Linked DNA regions of Homo sapiens: region 1 is linked to region 2. A link is a contact called in ENCODE Hi-C or POLR2A ChIA-PET data. All regions are on one chromosome and are shown on one strand. The core of a region is the stretch at or near the end of the contact, and the rest is flanking DNA. Distances in the headings are between cores, read along the strand shown.

Evidence for each region. A loop is a pair of places that touch in the nucleus more often than their neighbours do. ChIA-PET counts read pairs that join two places held with the same protein, here RNA polymerase II (POLR2A). Pooled maps may share reads with other maps.
Region 1: a loop to region 2 is called in a map of naive thymus-derived CD4-positive, alpha-beta T cell, with 17 times the contacts of the local background. The contact joins the promoter of GPR63 here to the promoter of FBXL4 in region 2. A Hi-C loop is called at or near these places in 1 of 168 maps with a recorded cell type or tissue (naive thymus-derived CD4-positive, alpha-beta T cell) and 11 of 50 pooled maps. POLR2A ChIA-PET finds 5 or more read pairs at or near these places in 1 of 52 experiments (H1).

The regions. Positions count from the first base shown.
Region 1 is chr6:96,835,264-96,842,396 of GRCh38, forward strand. It overlaps GPR63 (G protein-coupled receptor 63), which reads right to left and starts at 2,214. Exons shown (of 2, transcript NM_030784.4): 1 at 2,005-2,214. RefSeq lists a silencer at 1,724-1,773.
Region 2 is chr6:98,944,449-98,951,885 of GRCh38, forward strand. FBXL4 (F-box and leucine rich repeat protein 4) reads right to left here and starts at 3,498. Exons shown (of 10, transcript NM_001278716.2): 1 at 3,358-3,498. RefSeq lists enhancers at 2,388-2,577, 3,381-3,892 and silencers at 3,018-3,327, 3,625-3,919.

The DNA.
Region 1 (7,133 bases), core at 964-3,463, 2.1 Mb before region 2:
TTCCTGGTGCACATGTATTATTAGGTCCCTAAATGGTTTTCATGTTTTTTATATACTCAATAGCATATACAGATATGGTATATATAGTTATACTATATATAGTATGGATACATAAATATAGATATATGTGTGATATGGATATATACATATACAAATCCACCTCTGTGTGTATCATTTCCAAAATACTCATTCACAAAACAATCAACCCAAATTAAATAAACCATAAACAAAATCTCAAGGTGCTCAAGTAACTCTAGGAACTAAGTCACATCCACTTAGGAACACTAAATTCTTACTTTCTTGCTTGCAGTCCAGCAAACTTAAGGTAAAACAGTAACTACATAGGGGTTTTAGTTATGTTTATTTTTCCTAAGCAAATTTTTCTCCAAGAATGTTCAGCTTGCTGAAATTTTCAGAAAATGCTTGAGATGGTGGGTTCTTTTTTTGAGTTTCGGTACTGGTATACTTTACAGCAAAGTGACAAAACTGTACTTAGAGATAAAAATCTATATCCCAAACAAAATTTTACAGTATTACTGGTTATTCTGGGATGATTTTCTTCGAAAACTTCCCATTACAAACAATATGTTTCCTACACTATCCCGTCTGCCTTGGTAGTATACTTTTCACACACAAAATTGTACGTAACGCATATACCAGAAATACGTCAAGGCACTCTTTTATTTAAATAAGCTCCCACATTCTGTTTTTATTGTTCAAAATGATCTGAATGCTCATAATTGATGTAATCAATTATGTCACTAAAATTTTGGCTATGCAACATTTTACAAAATATAGGGACTTTTCATCAGCACCTTAGATTTGTAGTTGGCAATGTGAGTGAATAAGGCAAACAGGAATAGAGGTGTGGCAGAGACCTAGGGGTGTGAGAAAATGGGGCTTCCTTTACCCACGGGACACGTGGGAAAAAAAACTTATCCACGTCTGCAATAAATGTACTTTTATGTTAGGTTTCATTAAATGAAACACGTATTACATACCTCGTCAATGGATTAGAATGTCTGAAGCAGTATCAGCTTATGCAAGAAACATGAGGTTTTTATCCATGATTCTTAGAAACACTACTCCTAGAACTGGTTGAAGGCTTCTTAATCTAAGACATAATGAAAAACAAGCTCACCCAATAAACAAAGAGAAATCCTATTTTAAAAACATATGGTTTAAACTTCATCCTACCTCACTAAAAACCTGCATGCTACTATAGGGATGCCTGTATTCCCTAAGTGTCGAGACTCAGTCTCATCCAAGACTAAACGATCTCTTTGAAAATTTGGGCAAGCCCTGGGGGAAATTTTCATAAAGATATGTTGTTGGATTTTTTTTTTAAGCACTCTGAGCCTCCACAACATATTTTATTATTAAAAAGAAGAATGTTTCCGAAAAGGGGCAGAGGAGAAAAGACTGAAATCAGGGCGACGTTGAAAACCGGCCAAGGATGCAACACACAGCGCCGCAAGCTGAACCACATGGAAGAGGGAACCTCTCTTAACTGTTGGAGCGCGAAAGGACCTTTCGCTCTCGCAAACAAGGTAAATTTCAGCCCTCAAGCAGCGAGACCACCGTGTAAAAGTTCAAGTGGAGCTCATCTCCTTCCTCTCACTCCCAGCACTGAATTCTCAACCAGAACAGCCCAGCAGGAAAGGAGCCGGCATGGGGTGCCCCTCTGCAGCCGACCGTTTTCCTAGAAGGCCTAACCGCTCAGACGGGCAGGGGAGGGGGGCGGGCGGCCCGGGAGAAACCGAGTCCCCGCCGGGTCCCCACCGTGTGGCGCCGACCGAAATAACTCCAGTCCAGCTGCAAAAACCCTCCCGAAAACCCAAGCTTCTCCGGCACAACTTCGGTCTCTCCAGCCTCATTCCTCCCCGCACTCCGCCAAACTGCTCGCCCTGCCCAGCGCAGCGGATGCAAGCGCTCCCCGCCCCGAGCGGCTACCTGTCCCGCGGGCCGGGGATCGCGGGCCGGGGATCCCGAGCCTCACCTCACCTCAAGCGAAGGGCAGCGCGCGGGCGCCCGCGGAAGAGCCCAGGGAGCATGGCTCCATGTAGTCCCTCCCGGAACTTTCCTGACATAGCACTTCTCTCCTCCGCTGCAGAGAACAACGCTGCCAGGCGGAGGAGGAAGGAGGACAACGAAGAGGAGGTGGTGGCGGCGGCGGCGATACAGGCGGCGGTGGCGGGAGCTGGAGCTGAAAGTGAGGAGCATCGCGGACGAGCGCCGCCGCCTCGCGAGCCGCCGAGGGGTTCCCGCCCCCAGGGTAACCAACGCTCCCTCTTAAAGGCGCCGGCCCCGGTTTTAGACCGGGAGGTGAGTGAGAGAAGAGAAAGAGGGAGGAGGCAAGTAAAAAGGGAGGGGGCAAGTAAAGAGGGAGGAGGCAAGTAAAGAGGGAGGAGGCAAGTAGAGACGGAGAGATCCCTGGAGGCCACGCCCGAGCTGCCCCAGGGCGGATCGCCGGCCCCTTTCGACCGCTCCCTGCCCTGAACCCCTCTATGCTCAGGTCGCATCGTTCCTCCGCCTGGGCAAAGGCATCGAGGGTACCGCAAGTGCGCCCACCCGGCACTGGGGCAACCCTCGTCGTTGGCCTGCGCCCTGCACCCCGCGCCTCGCTCCCAGACGGTCGCCCCGCCCCTAATCCCTGGCAGTCCTTTTAGGGTCCTGGTTTCCCGCTCCCACGGGCCCCCAGAGTGCACCTCCAGTGGCTACTGCCCAGTGGATTTGCGTTCCCCGAGGCTACTCGCGTTTCTTCTTTGGTTATTCTTCCTCATTTCCAACACAATGATGAGGGTCTCACGCAGGCGTCCAGAAGACTGAAATAACTAAAAGCCAGCTGGGGCCCCTAGACCAATGCTTGAAGGTGTCCCTGATGTGTGGCATGGGAGAATTGCCAGGTATCCTCCTTTACCCGGTGCTCTGTTCTCTTCCAATGGCCAATCCCCAGCTGGCCTCCCACTGGATTTCTAAAACGATTCACTTTCATCAACACATGGGCTGTAAAGATGCCAAACAACTCAGGAAGACCCCCCAGAAAAAGTATCATCTTGAGACAGTGGAAAATGCTGCTTTCAGTGACAAGTGATATTTTCAGCTATTATCAACATATGTGATCATTACTGAGGCCACAGCCTCAGGTGGTGATGCCCAGGAGGCTCCCAGCATCAGCAGCTATCGTCACCCTAGGAAGAGACCACAGCAGCAGTGGGCATGAGCAGCAGAGGGTTGCTACTGTCCACGGACTTGTTTTTCTACCTCATAGTTCCAACCCTTGCTTCTTGGACCTATGGGACTTCAGTATAGTGTTGTGCAGTTTGTACTCTGCACTGTGTCCTCTGTCTGAGGAGGTGGGCAGGCAATTTGGAGTTAAGATCTAGCCTGGGTTCCAGAGCACCAGTCCTAGCACCAAGCTCGGAGAGAGTGGCATTTCCTCATTCACACAAAGGCACTTGCATATCACTACCCTGAGACTGAACCAGAACATCTCAGTTCTTTGCCTCCTGCCACCTACAGCTGTGAAAGAAGCACTTGTGTTGAACTTGTAGAAGAATAAGGCAAGAGGAGACTATACAAAAGGTTGAAGAAACTTCTGTAACCAGATGGAGACGAAATAAGCCCTGGGCTCAATAAAAGCAGGAGACATGGTCTTGCCTGGACCAAACTTTTAAGATGGGAAAGGAGATTATCAGCGAGCAAAAGTGAAGTCAGGATAGTTGGATGTGGCCAGCACACAACTCAAACTGAGTTAGCAAAACCTGCAGCAAAGGGCATTGGAATTTATTGGTTCATATGTTTATAAATCCCATAAGTAGAACTGGCGCGCGCACACACACACACACACACACACACACACACACGTTCTTAGAAATCCTTTTTACTCCAGATACTCAAAGAGCATCAGGACTCAATTTCTCTCCCTGTCTTCATTGTGCTTTCACTGCACTGGTTTTATTTCTCTAAACAGAGGGAAGACCTACATCTCCAGTCTTAACATCCAACCTCCTTAGCAATTAGTCGCATCAGAAAGAAAGCAAGCTGAAGAATGTCTCACCAGACCCACGTGGATCCTGCGTTCATCTCTGAACTAACCATTGTAACTATGGGATGGAATGCACACTGCCAGGCTGGGGTTATTTGCCTTTATCTACAAAAAGGTCAAGGGAAATAATTGTATGTACCCTTCATATATACCCAAACCACAGGGACCGAGTAGAAAGAAAGAGGTTTCCCAAAGGAAAATTAAAGTGTTGTTAATAAAGAAGGCAAAAGAATGTTGAGTAGATAAAGACTATAAATGCCCACTACAATCCCCATTCCCCAGTATACACACATCACCACCACTGTCACCAAGGGGACTGACCACCTCTCTGCTCCTTTACCAACAGTCTCAGGATCAGAAGAATGAGAATGCTGATGGGTCATGGAGGTGCTAGTAATTGAGCCAACCAGCCACATCCTTTGGCCTCAGAGCCACTGAGAAGATCCTGAGTGACATTTGTGACATTTCACAAACCACCTGCAAACAAACAATATATAAACCATGATTGTATTCAATTATTTTTCCCTAAATTATAAACCTGCCTCCATGTACCTCAAGCCCACATTCATTGTTAGGCCTTTTTAGTTATGCAATCAATTTAATTTGATAAGAGCTCATGGAAATTCCCTGATATATATATATATATTCAACTTGGGGGAAAAAAAAGTGGCCTACGAATAATCACATTTCAGTATCCAAGTGCCAAAGAGCCCAGCTTTGTTTTTAAACTTCAGTAACTTTATCTTTTCAGAGAGAAAGATGTTATCTTTCTCTCTGAAAAGGTGTTTATTTTGCCTACCAAAAAGTGACAAAAAATTTCAGGCTTTTTTTGTCTCACACAAGAACTTTTCTTTTACAGTAGTTGCTAAAAAAAAAAGTTTTGTATTTTTTTCTTCATTTGTGCATTTTATAGAAATCCTCATATATCATAGAAATTTAGACTAATAAACTGGAAGAGACTTTAGAATAACCTAAAACATCCCTTTCATTTCAGAGCTAAAGAAATGAAAGCTCAAAGGTTGACTTGTGTAGGGTACATAGCTGTTTTTTAGTATCTGTGATGTCCCTAACACACATGTGCTTTTGCTAGACATTTCGAAGGATATAGAAGCAAAAGCATAGAATGTAGTCACTGTCCTCAAAGAGACATAACTATCTAAGATATAAGACAATTACAGAACATCACAATATATCATATAATTTAGTGTAAAAAGTGTGGGATGATCTCCGTGTATTAAAAATAGGCATCAGAAAATGAGACACTATGGACTGGAATAGTCTTGGAAACACTTTCTAGCGAGGAAGCAATTAGATGGTCTTTTTTAAATGCAGAGGAAAAAGGAAAGATTTTCCAAGCAAGAAAGCAAACAAAATGAGAAGGCATTGATGGGAAAAAGATCTTGCCACTTGCAGGAACAGAAATGAAACCTGTACTGTCATGGTTTAGAAAAGTTTTTCAAACTCCAAGTCATGAAGTCATTTTACTAAGTTTTGACTAGTATTATTTTAATTAAAATATCAGCATGCATCATACTTAATAAGTATTATTTGTTAAACTTGTGTTTCATTATCATGCGTGTTCTGAGTTATGACATGAATTCAATGTCTTACTTTGGTTAATGTTCACAGTAAGCTCAAAAGCCTCTGGTTCTGAAGCTAAATAGACTAGGTGTGAAACTGTTTTGAGGCAAGACATTGAGCAAATAACATCTCTCCAAGCATCAATTTCTTTATGTGCAAGAGATTTTCTGCACAGTCCTGTGCACACAGTAAGACTTGTAAATGCCACCTCTTATTGACTAGATTGGATATTTTCAACCCTGACTGCACATTAGAATCACCTGAGAGGTTTTTTTTAAAATACCGTTGCCTGGGGCCCATCCTCAGAGACCCAGATTCAATTTCAGGGTTGACTCTGGACATCAGTGAGATTAAAAGCTGCCCAAGTGATTCCAATGTGCAATCATGGCTGAGAACCCTGAGTTGGAGCCATAGAACACATCTAGCACCTGAGGAGCCTGTCTCTTTCCTCAGTGAGTACATTGACTTTGATAAGTTACGTTTCTTCCCATAGATAGCATGCCAGGTAGTCAGCAGATTTCTAACTACTTTCTACTCTGCATTTGCCCCTGAAAAATCTTCAACTGTGGTGTAAACTGCTCATGGTTTACCTCAGTAACACAGCATGAATCCTGAGTCATAATATTTCATGTGTCTCTCCACATGTACATTTTATGGTCAGTTGTAAGCATAGAGTCGTTTCTGGAGGTGTTAAAAGGCAGTAAAAATACCACCAAAAACTCCCTAAGGAAAAGCAGAAAGGCTAGAAGTAAGTGGCATTAGAAATCCATAAGCTGAATAATTAGCAGATGACTCATTAAATTCCAGCTATTTTCATCCTAACTTTTAATAGTGTAGTTTCTAAACATAGTAATTAGTGATGTGCTTTTTGTAATTTTACATTCAGTAATCCCTCTTAAGTGTTCATAACTTACAAACTTTTTCCCCTATTTAATCAATCCCTTTGTGTATGAAAGAGTAAACATTTTCAAATACAACTTGTCCAAGAAATTCAGTATCTAGACCACTGTATTTTGACTGATTGTTTTGTCTATGTAAATCCAGACTTTTCTGAACTTTGGCTGGAGAAAGATAATAAAGGTAGCATAAATTTAAATTCCCCCAAAGAGACATAACAACGAAGATAAAGGGGGAAAAACACTATAAACTACAAGTCTGATAAGCAGATACCATGTACTTCATGATATGACAAAATCAGAAGTACCCAGAACCACTGAGAGGTTTTATGGCCTAAGCAACGGAATCTGAATCTAATCAAGCCTCTAGACCTAACAGGAAATACAGGGGACAGAGGATCAAGTTAGAAATCATCTGAAGAAAGCAATCAATCAAATCCAGAATGTCAAACATTCAATAAGCAAAGTGACCTGATTTCCATATGGAATCAATGACATGAAAAAACAGGGGTCAGACTACAAAAGAGTAAAAGAGATTTAAGGATCATAATTAACTGCAACGTGTGGACTGTATGTCCTGTTTGGTACAAACAACCTGTGAAGATAAT
Region 2 (7,437 bases), core at 2,248-4,747:
ACAGATAGTCAACCTCATCAATAAGCAAAGAAATGCAATACTAAAACAATAAAATAGCATTTTTCATCCATAAAATTACTAAATATAAAAAATAATCATTTCATCTTAGCAGGCCTCTCAAGTTTCTGCATATCATATAAGTAGAGGCACTGACGGCCTTTATTTTTTATCTTTTCAGTGGTGTTTATATAGCAAATAGCCTTGGCAGATAAAGAGATGTCTCCCTCTGGTACAGAGGGCAGGTTTGTTTACCATGTGGGAAAATAAAGATAATGTCTCCCTCTCTGGCAAAGATCAGACAGCTTTATTTGCAGCCCACTATGAAAGATTCAGGTTCCCTAAACTAAGGACTCCTCTCCTGTAACATAACCTACTTCATCTGCTAGTGTCACTGGGCTCTTATCACATCACCCTGTGGAAATCAGGGTTCCAGCAAATCAGCATAAGATGATCCTCTGGCTACCGTTCCTGTTGTGCTTTGTCTCTGAGTCAGGAGTCTCATATTTTCTGCCAGTTTCCATGAAACTGTTAGCTTGCAAGTAGGGTATGATCTCAGATCCTTGACAATTCTTGGCAATGTGATATGGCAAAAGCAATATTTTAACAAATTGTATAAATTTACTCTTACCAACAACTTTTGAGGAGCACTTTGGCAGAATCTCTCATAATTTAACACTTATGTGTAGCCTCTGACCTAGCAATTCCATATCTTAGGAAATGAACTAACATGCAAACATGACAGTATACAGAATAAACACAAAAATGATCCTTGCAGTTCTGTTTGTAATAAATTTGGAATAATGCCAACAGGGGACTGGCTAAATAACTTTTGGGTTATTCCTACAATGAAATACCAAAAGACTTACAAAAAAGACAAGATACTATTATATGCACTGACACAGAAGGATGTTTATCAATTATTATTAAGTGGAAGCTATAGAAAATTATAGATGGTACACTGCCATTTATGAAACAAAAGTAGACTTAAATATATTTATTTTTAAAATCTGCAAGCAGTGATCATCTTTATGGAACAAGGTTACTGGGTAGGTGGGCACACAGCACTTTCACTTCCTCCTTTAAGGATTTCTGTATTGCTTGATCTTTTTTAAAGAATGCATACATTTATTTCATGGGCTAATAAAGTTTTAAGTGTCCAGTGTAAAATTTATTATATTTTAGATATCCAGTTGTGATGGTAAAATACAAATGGATATGAGGATATCTTCCTCATATCCCAGGGAACACTTCTACAGCCATTTATCTCTTAGATAACCATTTTTCTCTTAGAAACCAGGTACAGAACATCCTAAATCACAGGTGATGGGGAGAGACACACTACAGTTACTATGACACGGTGCAAAGTCAAAAGGCATGCAGATTTTTAATCAGGCTGCTTCTCTATGTAACTGTAAGGAGCAACTCTAGTCGCAAGTTCTGAATGAGCAACAGAAGGGATTTATTTACTAACAGTTAATGATTCAACTGACCATGGAAAAAGCAAGCTAAAATAAATGAATCTCAATAACTGGCAGGAAAATTTTAAAGGGGGGAGGGAGGCAAGAGGTAAAGAAAGGGAATCAACTTGCCCCCACTAAATGTGTTCATTTCAAAAATATTTAGTGATGTCTACAATATGCCAGGCATCGTTCAAATCCCTAGATATTAAAACACATTATAAACCTAGAGCAATAAGAGCATCACAGAAGCCAGGATCACCACAGGGAGCCAAAGAATACTAGACCGTTCAGAAAGTCCCAAGAATACACGGGAATTTAGGGCCTATGGTATTTATAGGACTGATCAGCAGGGAAAAATAGAATTCCAACAAATGATGATGGAGTCACTAACAAAATTATAAAGTTAGAGCCTTCTTATCTCACATTAAATATAAATAAGATCATTAACAATACTAGAAGAAAACGGAGGTGGATATTTATATACAATTCATGTAGATAAAGGCCTTTTTTAAAGGACACTGTGTTAGATCCGCGAAGTTAAGATCGAGAATGTTAACCGCAGCAACATTAAGAGGATGAGACTAACACAGTAAAGAAAGAAGGGGCAGTTTTTGTTAACTGACCATATGTGCAAGTACCATATGTACCATTGTACAGAGTACTATAATCGCATTATTTCATCACGGCGTGAGTAAAGAAATTATCCATCTTACAATGAGTTGACTTATCTGATTTTCAAATAACAGAAGGGAAGAGTTTGAAAATGCAGAGTTCAGAAAAGCCAACTTTTGGCGCAGAAGTTTAAAACAAAGTTAGTACTCAGAACATAAGTATGGAAAGAAGAATCCAATTCAAGGAACTTTTAGAGTGCCTACTAAAGCATAATGCACATTTCCCTCAAGTCCTTAATCTGATAAAGGACTATTGGAGCGCTGATGACTCTGGATGAATCTCTCTCTACTCAACCAACAGATACAATATGCGGTACAGGATAATGGAGGCAGGAAGTGAGCCTGAAAGAAAAAAATATATACCTATAGCTGAACTTAAGAAACCAAGGAGTGCACGCAAGAACCAGAAAAGGCAGCTTGTGTCTGTGAACAGACCAAAGCAAGCAGAGATCCCTGCACCTGGTGGTAATGTGCCCTCCGGAGCACAAAGCCAGACGGGCATCCTGCCAACGCAACTACCTGACCACAGGCTTATACCATCTTCACCTTCTATAATAGTTATTTGTATACTGTATTTCAATCTGTGAATGCATCTCGAAGGTTTGTGGCAATGATTACTGGGAAATCAAGGAAATCCAAAACCACCCGTTATAAATATGTCGACAAGGAGGCCAAGTAGATGGTCATCATCACACTCTAGGGGCACCCCTAAACCTAAACACAGAAACAAGGTTGTAGCTGGGCACCCTGTAGCAGTCCTGAAGAAAGAAAACAGGCCTGGTTAGGCAAAAACCATCGGATGTCAGAGGGAAATCAAGGCAGCAGGCACAGGAATCACAAGCACAGGCGGGCATGTGGCCGACGCGTGGCTGCCGGCGCAGCACTGAGCGCGGGTGTGGGGCGACCCGCAGTCCCCCGCGGTGTAAACAACCCTGAGCCGCGCACACGTCCGAACGACGCCTCACAGCCTGCAGGCAGACTGTAGCGTAGAAAGAGCCCGAGGCACGTCAGCAGTTCTCAAGGGCCCCAGCAAGCCCCGCAAGCGTGAAGCGGAGGCGCGGGGGCGCGGGGCCGCGGGCGGGGAGGGGCGGGCAGCGGGGGCCTCTGCCAGGCGTCCAGACTCCCCAAAGCGCGGAGCTGCGCGCTGGCTCGGCCCCGGCCCCGCCCCGGCGCCAAAGGAAGAAGACAGAGACCCACGGGAGGGAGAAGTAAAGGAAGGGCCGTACCCTGCAGGGTCCGGGAGAGGCGCGCGCCGCGGGCTTCACCAGCGACCAGGCAGCGCGAGAAGGCCTGGGTGCGGGGGCGGCTCCCCGACTCTCTAGATGCGGCACAACCGCCGCAAGCCCGGCCTAGCGCGACCCGGAAGGAAGACGCGGAGGCCGCGAGGAGCGGCGGGCCCGGGGAGGCGGGGCGGAGCCGGGGAGGAGGGGCGGGGCCGCGGGGTTGGGGCGGGGCCGGGGAGGCGGGGCGGGGCCTGGAGGGAGGCGGGGCGGGGCCAGAAGCAAAGCCGGGCGTTTCTCCCATGGGAGGTGCTCTGGGTCCTACGGACAGCCCGCTCCCAGGCCAGGGGGAGGAGCTTTCTGCTGGCTTCCTAGCTCCAGTGGTGCCCGTGTAAAGGGCCTAGGTCATACACAGCGGGTAGTGTCTACAAATCCTCTTCGGAATAATCCCTTCCGAGTACCGGCTCGCCATGTGTAGTGTGGTCCTACAAGGACTTCTTCAGTCCAGACTTGGTGGATCAGATGATACATAGGTAATACGGCTGGTACGCATACGTAGAGGAAAAGTATAATATACATTATATGCACTCTGAAGGTATAATTCACCTAGTTTACAAACCTCCTCTTCCCTGCATACAAATCCTGCCTGCAGGCTCATTTCCATACCAACGTTCAGAAGCCTCTGACCATTACCTCTGATGAAGAAGATGGTCTGGCAGCCTCTCTTACTCATTTTGATTTATTTTTGGTAGATTCAGTATGGCACTTTATTTATTTATTTATGTATTTTTTGAGACGGAGTCTCGCTCTGTCGCCAGGCTGGAGTGCAGTGGCGCGATCTCGGCTCACTGCAACCTCCACCTCCCAGGTTCAAGCGATTCTCCTGCCTCAGCCTCCCGAGTAGCTGGGACTACAAGGGCGCCAAGCTAATATTTTGTATTTTTAGTAGAGACGGGGTTTCACCATATTGGCTAGGATGGTCTTGATCTCCTGACCTTGTGATCCACCTGCCTCAGCCTCCTAAAGTGCTGGGATTACAGCCGTGAGCCACCGCGCCCGCCCTTGGCACTTTTTTTAGTTTGCATCATATTTATCTTGTTACAAAATATCCACTAAGATGGAAAATATTTAATAAAATGTTGAACTACACATTATTTGCTGTCTGAATGCTCCAATGAGGCAAACCAGTAAGGATATTTACTTATATATGAACAGAATCAATATATGATATGCAATATACATTGTATACAAAAAAATTAAAATTTTTATTTTCTTCAACTTTTTGATGCATAATAGCTGTACATATTTTCAGGGTATATGTGATAATTTGATTCATTTCTGTAATCAAATCAGCATAACTGGGTTACTCATCCCCTTAAATATTTATCTTTTCTTTGTGCTAGGAACATTCAAATTGTTCTCTTCTGGCTATTTTGACATGTACTATTGATAAATGTTAGCTGTAGTCACCCTACTGATCTATGGAACACCGGGTCTTATTTCTTCTAAGTGTATGTTTCTTCTAAGTGTATGTTTACCTCCCCTTGCTCCCCCATGGCCCACCCCCCCAATACTTCTCAGTCTCTGAGATCCACTTTCTGAACTCCCACATATGAGTGAGAACATGCATTATTTGCCTTTCTGTGCTTGGCTTATTTCACTCATCATAATGACCTCCAGTTCTATCCATGTTTGTTGCAAATAAAAGGATTTTGTGGAGGGTTTTATGGCTGAATAATATTCTATTGTGTATATGTACCCCATTTTCTTTATCCATTCATCTGTTGCGCGGACACTTAGGTCAATTCTAAATCTTGGCTATTGTAAATAGTGCTGCAATAAACATAGAAGTGCAGATATCTCTTTGATATATGTATTTCCTTTCTGTTGGATCTATACCCAATAGTAGAATTGCTGAATCATATAGTAGTTCTATTTTTAGTTTTTTGAAGAATCTTCAAACAGTTTTTCACAGTGGCTCTAGTAATATTCATTCCTGCCAACAGTGCACACGGGTTCCCCTTTCTCCACATTCTCACCAGTATCTTTTGTTCCTGGCTTTTTTTTTTTTTTTTTTTTTTTGATAAAAGCCATTCTCACTGGGGTGAGATATCTCATTGTTTTGATTTGCATTTATCTGATGATTAGTGATAAGGAGCATTTTTTCATATACCAGTTGGCCATTTGTATGTCTTCTTTTGAGAAATGCCTGTTCAGATCTTCTGCCCATTTTTTAATTGGATTATTTGTTTTTGTTTTTGTTTTTGTTTTTGCTTTCCTATTGAGTTGTTTGAGCTCCTTATATAAAATATTCTGGTTATTAATCCCTTGTTAAATAAATAGTTTGCAAATATTTTCTCCCATTCTGTGGGTTGTCTCTTCACTTGATTGTTTCCTTTGCTATGCAGAAGCTTTTAAGCTTGATGTTATCCCATTTGTCTATTTTCACTTTTGTTGCCTATGTGTTTCAGATCTTAACCAAAAAGATAAGATCTTGCCCAGACTTATGTCATGGAGACTTTTCCCTATGCTTTCTTCTAGAAGTTTCATAGTTTTGGGTCTTAAATTTAAGCCTTTAATCCATTTTGACTTGACTTTTCTATATGGTGAGAGATAAGGTTCTAATTTCATTTTTCTGCGTGTGGACATTAGTTTTTGCCAACACTGTTGAACAGACTGTCCTTTCTCCATTGTGTGTTCTTGGCACCTTTTGTAAAAAAAGCAATTGACCATAGATGTGTGGCTTTATTTCTGGCCTCTATATTCTGTTCCATTAGTTAATGTGTCTGTTTTTATGCCACTACCATGCTGTTTCGATTGCTATAGCTTTGTAATATATTTTGAAGTGACGTATTGTGATGACTTCAGCTTTATTCTTTTTGCTCAACATTGTTTTCTCTATCCAGGATTTTCTGTGGTTCCATACAAATTTTAGGATTTTTTTTTCTATTTCTGGGAAGAACATCATTGATATATTGTTAGAGACTGCATTGAATATGTAGATTGCTTTGGGTAGGTATGGACATTTTAACTATTCCTCCAATCCATAAACACAGAATATCTTTCCATTTTTTGCATCTTCTCTAATTTCTTTCATCAAGGTTTTATAGTTTGAGTGTACAGATCTTTCACCTCCTTGGTTAAATTTATTCCTAAGTATTTTATTTTATGGGTTGTTTTTGTAGTCATTGTAAGTGGAATTGTTTTCTTGATGTCTTTTTCAAATAGTGTGCTTTCTGTGTATAGAAATGCTACTGATTTTTGTATGTTGATTTTACATCCTGCAAACTTACTAAATTTATTATAACAGTTTTTTTTAGTAAAGTCTTTAGGTTTTTCTATATATATAAGGTCATATCATCTGCAAACAAGGACCGTTTAACTTCTATACAATTTAGATGCCTTATTTTTTTCTTACCTAACTGCTCTAGCTAGGATTGCCAGTACTATGTTGAATAGAAGTGAGAAAGCGGGCATCCTTGTCTTGTTCTGGTTCTTAGAGGAAAAGCATTCAACTTTTGTCTATTCAGTGTATTAGCTGTTGGGGACTTGTCATATATGGCCTTTATTGTACTGAAGTACATTCCTTTTATACCTAATTCATTGAGCTTTTATCAGAGAAAAATAACGAATTGTGTCAAATGTTTTTCTGTATCTATTGAAATGATCAATGTGGTTTTTGTCCTTCATTCTGTTAAAGTGATGTATCACATTTATTAATTTGCTTTATGTTGAATCATTCTTGCATGTCTGCTATGAATCCTTCTTGACCATCGTTAGTGATCTCTTTTGTTGAAGATTTTTGCATTTATATTCATCAGGGATACTGGCCTATAAGCTTTGTTTTTTTGTTGTGTCCTTGCCTGATTTTGCTATCAGGGTAATGCCTGCCCCATAGAATGACCTTGGCAGTATTTCCCCCTCTTCAGTTTTTTGGAAGAGTTTGAGAAGAATTGCAATTTGTTATTTAAATGTTTGGTAGAAGTAAAGCCATCATGTCCTGGGCTTTTCTTTAATAGGAGACCTTTTATACTAATTCAATCTGCCACTTGTTACTGATTTGTTCACATTTTCTATAGCTTCATG